Linked DNA regions of Homo sapiens: region 2 is linked to region 1. The links are chromatin loops, found by intact Hi-C in ENCODE. Cell type or tissue: GM12878. All regions are shown on one strand. Each heading gives the region's core, and the rest is flanking DNA. Links, peaks and the distances in the headings are about the cores only. Region 1 overlaps ARSB (arylsulfatase B). Region 2 overlaps ARSB (arylsulfatase B).

What was found. Hi-C counts contacts between places; a loop is a spot of excess contacts. Peaks named below come from ENCODE experiments on the same cell type or tissue, not always from the same donor. Only the 100,000 strongest peaks of a DNase experiment are listed, where the experiment ranks them.
Region 2: a loop joins it to region 1, with 8 times the contacts of the local background. A loop is called at or near these places in 18 of 110 quality-filtered maps.

The regions. Positions count from the first base shown.
Region 1 is chr5:78,963,421-78,966,346 of GRCh38, reverse strand. ARSB (arylsulfatase B) reads left to right here. Exons shown (of 8, transcript NM_000046.5): 3 at 1,741-1,931. Among named protein-coding and RNA genes, the nearest start is that of ARSB, 20 kb to the left of the region's middle. In GM12878, for the core only: a CTCF peak has its summit at 1,257 (motif pointing right); no DNase peak of the experiment used is centred there.
Region 2 is chr5:78,886,853-78,889,778 of GRCh38, reverse strand. All of the region lies in intron 4 of ARSB (arylsulfatase B), which reads left to right. Among named protein-coding and RNA genes, the nearest start is that of ARSB, 97 kb to the left of the region's middle. RefSeq lists an enhancer at 2,169-2,218. In GM12878, for the core only: a CTCF peak has its summit at 1,770; a DNase peak (open chromatin) is centred at 1,898; H3K27ac peaks cover 959 bases.

The DNA.
Region 1 (2,926 bases), core at 99-2,598:
GGCTGCCATCATCTTTAGGCTCAGTATTGAAGTTCAAATTTGTGAATCATTATTATGAAGAAAAGCTTCATGTGATTGTCACATGGTTGCTTGGTATTAGTTTTGCCAAGTATGTGAATAGTTTTATTTCTGGAATTCTCCTATCTGTATTATCTTTTAAATATTTGTAGTTCATGCCTTTGCTAATGAAGTGTATCTGTCCTATATTCTGCTAACTGATAGAAAGCAGCTCACACTTAACAGTTAAAGAACCTGAAGTGATTTCCTCAAGCTTTAATGCCCAGTAGTTATTAAAAACCTTAAATAGACCTCCAGTGTTCTGACATTCTAATCACCCATGTAAGGGCTGAAATTATTTTTATGGATACATTTCTTTCTCTGTTACACATTAATTAACAAGTACTTTGTATTTCGTTTTCCATTATATACATAGGAGAAAAGATTGCCATATAAAAGTTATTTTAAGACCAAAGTATTAATTGTATTCAAGATCTTGAATTTATTGAGTCATAGAAAAGGAGAATTTAATTTAAAATGAATTGATTTATTATATAAACTATGTAAAGCTCTTAATTTTCATTATAGGGAAAGTTCAGGACTGAAGAAAGAGCTAGGTCAATTTTATCATCCTCATTTTAAGGTTAATAAGCAGTATATGTCAGGAGATAGCTAAGAGTCTAGCAAATATTTCTTTTTAATAACTTTATCAAAGTATAATTCACATATCATACAATTCACCCAATTAAAGTGTACAATTCAATGATTTTTAATAAATTCAGAAGGTTGTGCCACTATCATGGCAATCCAATTGTAGAACATTTTTATCATCCCCAAAAAAGAAACTCATCCACCTCAGCAATCACTCCCCATTTCCCCCTAGTCCCTCCAGCCCTAGGCAGCCACTAATCTATTTTCTGTCTCTATAGATTTACATGTTGTGGGCATTTAATACAAGTGGAATCATACGTAGCACAGCTTATTTTAATACTTTAAAATATAGAAATATAATATTTTAAAATATAGAAAAGATGGAACATTTGCAGAAACAACTATATTTGAGAAAACCCATTTTCTTCCATGTGAAGTCTAAATTATGGGATAGGCCGTTGATGCCATTTAAATCTGGGGTGAAATTGAGATCATTTTAGGTAGAAAAGTCTTATTTCAGTGCTCACTTTAGTTTGATCTGTTGGCTCTGTTATGTCTAGAGATCCTCTATTAGGAAAGGTTTGTATCTTTCACCAGTGGGTGTCAGCATCTGACTAAAGATGACTCTTCCTAGAACCACTTCTGTAAATAACCTTGAAGCCAGTCTCGCAACATCAGTAACAACAAACATTGTTTGAATCCTGCACTCATTTATGTGATCACCTTAGAGTAAAAACCTGTAACAAGTCACATTAACTGTACATTATTTTTACCATTATATAGCTTTGAAGGATTGAGATTTTATCACCCTTACTGAGTTTCAACTCTGATAAAAAAAAAAACTGTTAGTGTTACATGATAGCGCCTATATTCTAAAGGCGAATGAGGAATAGATTTGAGTTTTTATGCAGTAATGTTTTAATGCCTTCTGCCACCAGATATAGACATGTTGAGAAATGGTGCTGATTAGCCTTGTCATTTGATTAGCCTCGTCACGGGTAATCAATTGCATTAGGCAATTAAATGCTGAAACATTAGTTTGTTTAACAAGTTTTATGCTATGCTGACTATTTTCGTCTTCCATTCTTGCAGGATATCTCCTGGGTAGTGAAGATTATTATTCCCATGAACGCTGTACATTAATTGACGCTCTGAATGTCACACGATGTGCTCTTGATTTTCGAGATGGCGAAGAAGTTGCAACAGGATATAAAAATATGTATTCAACAAACATATTCACCAAAAGGGCTATAGCCCTCATAACTAACCATCCACCAGAGAAGGTAAGTTTTGCTTCTATTTACTGATAGCAAAATCTTGTTACACTAATGTCTTTTCAGACAAATGTAGGAAAAGGCCATTGTTGTTTAGGGAAAAATCTAATAAATTCTAGGGAAGTCCTTTTCAAATTATACAGTATCCCAGAATCAGCCTGGGAAGCTTGTTAAAAAGGAAGATTCCTGGAGCCCACCTCTAGGGTGTGATTTATTAGGCGTGGGAGAAATCCGTACATCAGCATTTTAGAGAAACTCTTAAAAGGTGATTCTTAAGAGTGGTCCCCAGATCACACTTTGAGGAATACTATGTTGGTAGTATTTCAATAGAAATATAGTTTAAAAATTTTGGTATATTACGTGCATGTGCTGTGAGTAATTAATAAAATGACTTAAAAAATGATTGGCTTAGGTGTAAGGTGAGGCTTTATTATGACAAACTTTTGGTTAAGGGATCCATAAATTTTGGGATCAGGGCAGTTCCTCTAACCTTGTACTTCCTCCCTACAAGAATATTTTGCTATTCTAGATCTTTTGCATTTCCATGTTAATTTTAGAATCATCTAGTCAATTTCTATATGCCAGCTCCCCCCTGCCCAAAGTGTCTGCTTGGATTTATATTTGAAACTATAGAACAACTTGGGGAGAATGGATGTCTTAACAATATTGGGTCTTCTAATCCATATACCTGGTATACCAATGAGCTTATTTTTCACATTTACTATACTGATGCTTTTGTGTAACACATGAATAATCTTATTATTATGATTATTTTGTTAACCTAGAGTTAACTTCATGAGGTAAAGTTTAAGCTAAGTTCTCTGGATTTAGCTTATAAATGCTTTTGAAATGGGAACAAATATTTGTATTGTCAGACACTGGGCTCAAAATATGGCTTCATTAAGAACACCCATAAAAATAATACTTCAGTGGGACCCTGACACAACAAATTATAGAATATGCAGTGCTCCCTGGTTCTTCCAATTTCCTGCACTTTGCCTCTT
Region 2 (2,926 bases), core at 286-2,785, 77 kb after region 1:
ATTAATGCTGTTGTCATGGTTTCATTTTGATTTTTATCAGCTGGATATGGATGAGGCTTCATTGTCATATACTTAATGTTTTTGCTTAGATCTTTGGCAAACCAATATTTTTCCATGACTTTTTGACAGTTATTTTTGTTCAATAGTGAATAATAAAGTGAGATTTACGGTCTGTATATGATAATGTTTGTCTTACTTTGACATTTCTTTTCTAGACAGTAAAGGCCTTATAATTAGATTTTCCCTGTGCCAAAACATTGCTGCAAAACCATCTCCCTGAAAAAACGTTTCTTTGCTTCTTTTAGGAGCTGGCGTCATCTTATTTTGATTTGGAATTTTTTTCATATGTCAGTCAGGAAATGAAACAAAAATTTCTCTTGAATATGAATTCTTAACAAGAAAGAAATTAACTTTTGCCGAAAAATAAAACTAGAAGGGAAAATGAGAAGAAACGTCTTTGAAATGCTGATGGTTCCATTGTCTTTTTAAATTCTAATTTATGTCAAACTTCAGTGAGCAATATAGGAAACTCCCTTTTCCACCTTGTTGCAAAAGAGCTTATTTTATTCTTGTTGCTACTCCTACCAGTTTTATGTTGAATTCTTTGAAATACCCAGGAGACTGAACTAGAACTTATGGACCGCACCCTATTTCTCATATAGTTAACCAACTAATGTCCTAACTCAGTGGATTCTGCCCCATTGCTGATAAGTGGCAACCATCGGCCAGGTGCCATCTGTGGGGGTACAAGGACAGGCGAAGCTGAACTGCCCTTCTGCTGAGGCCACATCTGCAGTTGGCGCTATGCCAGGAGAGCCTTGGAGAAGTTGCACATGTGTCCATTGACAGTGCTTTCTCTTTGGAGTGCTCTTAAAAAGAATAACTGTTGATAGAATCGCTTATTGCTAATGGCAAAACATCACAGAGAACTAATTGCAAAAACAGTCACACTTACTACATCCGTGGCCTCCCCTAATGATATGTGGAAACACCTTCCCTTTCCTACAGTAGCAAAAGTGGCCAAATTCTCTGTACAACCCGGAGAATTTTCCTATCTGAGTCATAACTGAAGAGCTGCTCCTAGAATCAGATTCCAGATCCAGCCACCCTTGTCCCCATCATCTCCACTCTTATTTCCACCACCATCTTCATCCAATACTTTCCGTTGAGCACTAACAAATATGTGCAACTGAAGGACACTACATAATACCTCAGAGAAGTGTATCTATTTAAAACAGAGACAACAGGCTTCTTCTAAAGTATTGAGCCAGCATCACTTACAGCAATCCAGACAACAGAGTGAAATAATCGTTCTGTCTCAGCCTTTCTTGATATCACGGGAAGAGTGTAGGTATTTCTTTCCAGTGTATTTTTGTATCACATGAATAGCACCTTCTTCTAAGTTTCGATACATTGGTTATGAGTGATTGCTACTCTGTGCAGTATCATGAACATGGAGGAATTTCTTCTTTCTACTGATGGTGACCTTTTGTTGTTTTGAATATACGGGTCTGCTCAGCTTCAATATGAAATGGAATGTGTATTTCAACAACTGGCCTGAGTGAATGTTTGGGCCTTGAGTTTTTGTCAAGAAGTGATGTGGGGAGGTTTGAAGAAAGATTCTTGTAAGTCTGTGATGTCAAATGATGAGATTGTCTGTCACCGACCCATGTGTTGAAGAATTGTTTCCTCACCTGATCTAACTCAAGACTCTTCTCTACTCCCTTTCGAGAAGCACAGAAAAGAACTGAGAACTGGTGTGTTAAGGGCGCCACCAAAAGTTTCCTTGGCAGTAGAGCCTTGAATTTCTTCCCCAACAGCAGCTAAGCCTTCTCTAAAAGGAATTACCATTACCTTGAAATAACTTCCTATGTACACTCATAGGAAGAGTGTACACTTTGCTGAGGTTGACCGTACTTGTGGTTTTCATCAGGAAGTGAAAGTTTATGTGGCCTACATGTGTGAGCCCACTCTATACTAGGGATAGCAGGAGTGTGGTGCTCTAGGGGCAGAGGCCTGGGGTGTCACACAGACCTTGTTGGAATCCTAGCATTGCCATCTATTCACTGTTTGGCTTTTTCAAACTTCCTTTTAAAAAACGTGACAAAATGGTTATAATACTAAACTATTTGGGTTGTTGTAAATTTTAAGAACAACAGCAGTTACTACCATGTATTGAGCACTTAGGTTGTGTCAGGTACCCTGCCAAGAAAAGATCATAAGCAATGTCACTTCATTTCCATCATAATACATGAAGTAGTGCTATGGTTTGGATGTGGTTTGTTTCCACCAAAGCTCATGTGGAAGTCTAATTGCCACTGCATCTTGGGAGGTGGGGCCCAGTAGGAAGTGTTTGGGTCATGGGGGCGGGTTCCTCATGAATAGATCAATGCTGTCTCCCAGGATCGAGTTCTCAATCTCAAGGGAATGGATTAGTCGCCATGAGAGTGGGTTGTTATAAAGTGAGGCTCTTCCTGCTCTTTGGTCCCTCTTTACCTGCACCTGCCTCTCCTTCCACTTCTCTGCCATGTTATGATGCAGCACAAAAGCCCTCACCAGCAACTGATGCCAGTGCCTAGCGCTTGGACTTATCAGTCATCAGAATTGTGAGCCAAATAAACCTGTTTTCTTTATAAATTACCTAGTCTCAGTATTCTGTTATAGCAACACAAAATGGACTAAATCAATTAGTGATTGTTATTTCCACATGAAGACGAGGAAACTGAGGTGGTATATCACCCCTGGCCACACAGCTAGTGAGTGTCTGGCCTCAGGCTTCTATTCCAGGTCTGCCAACCCCAGATTCTGTGAGAGATAATGCAAAATCAGAGTCACTCCTAGTGCAGTCAGTGCTTAACAAGTGTTCATTCTCTTTCCTCCCAGATGCATCTTGTAGCTTTGATAGATCTCTGATTTCTTAATAAAT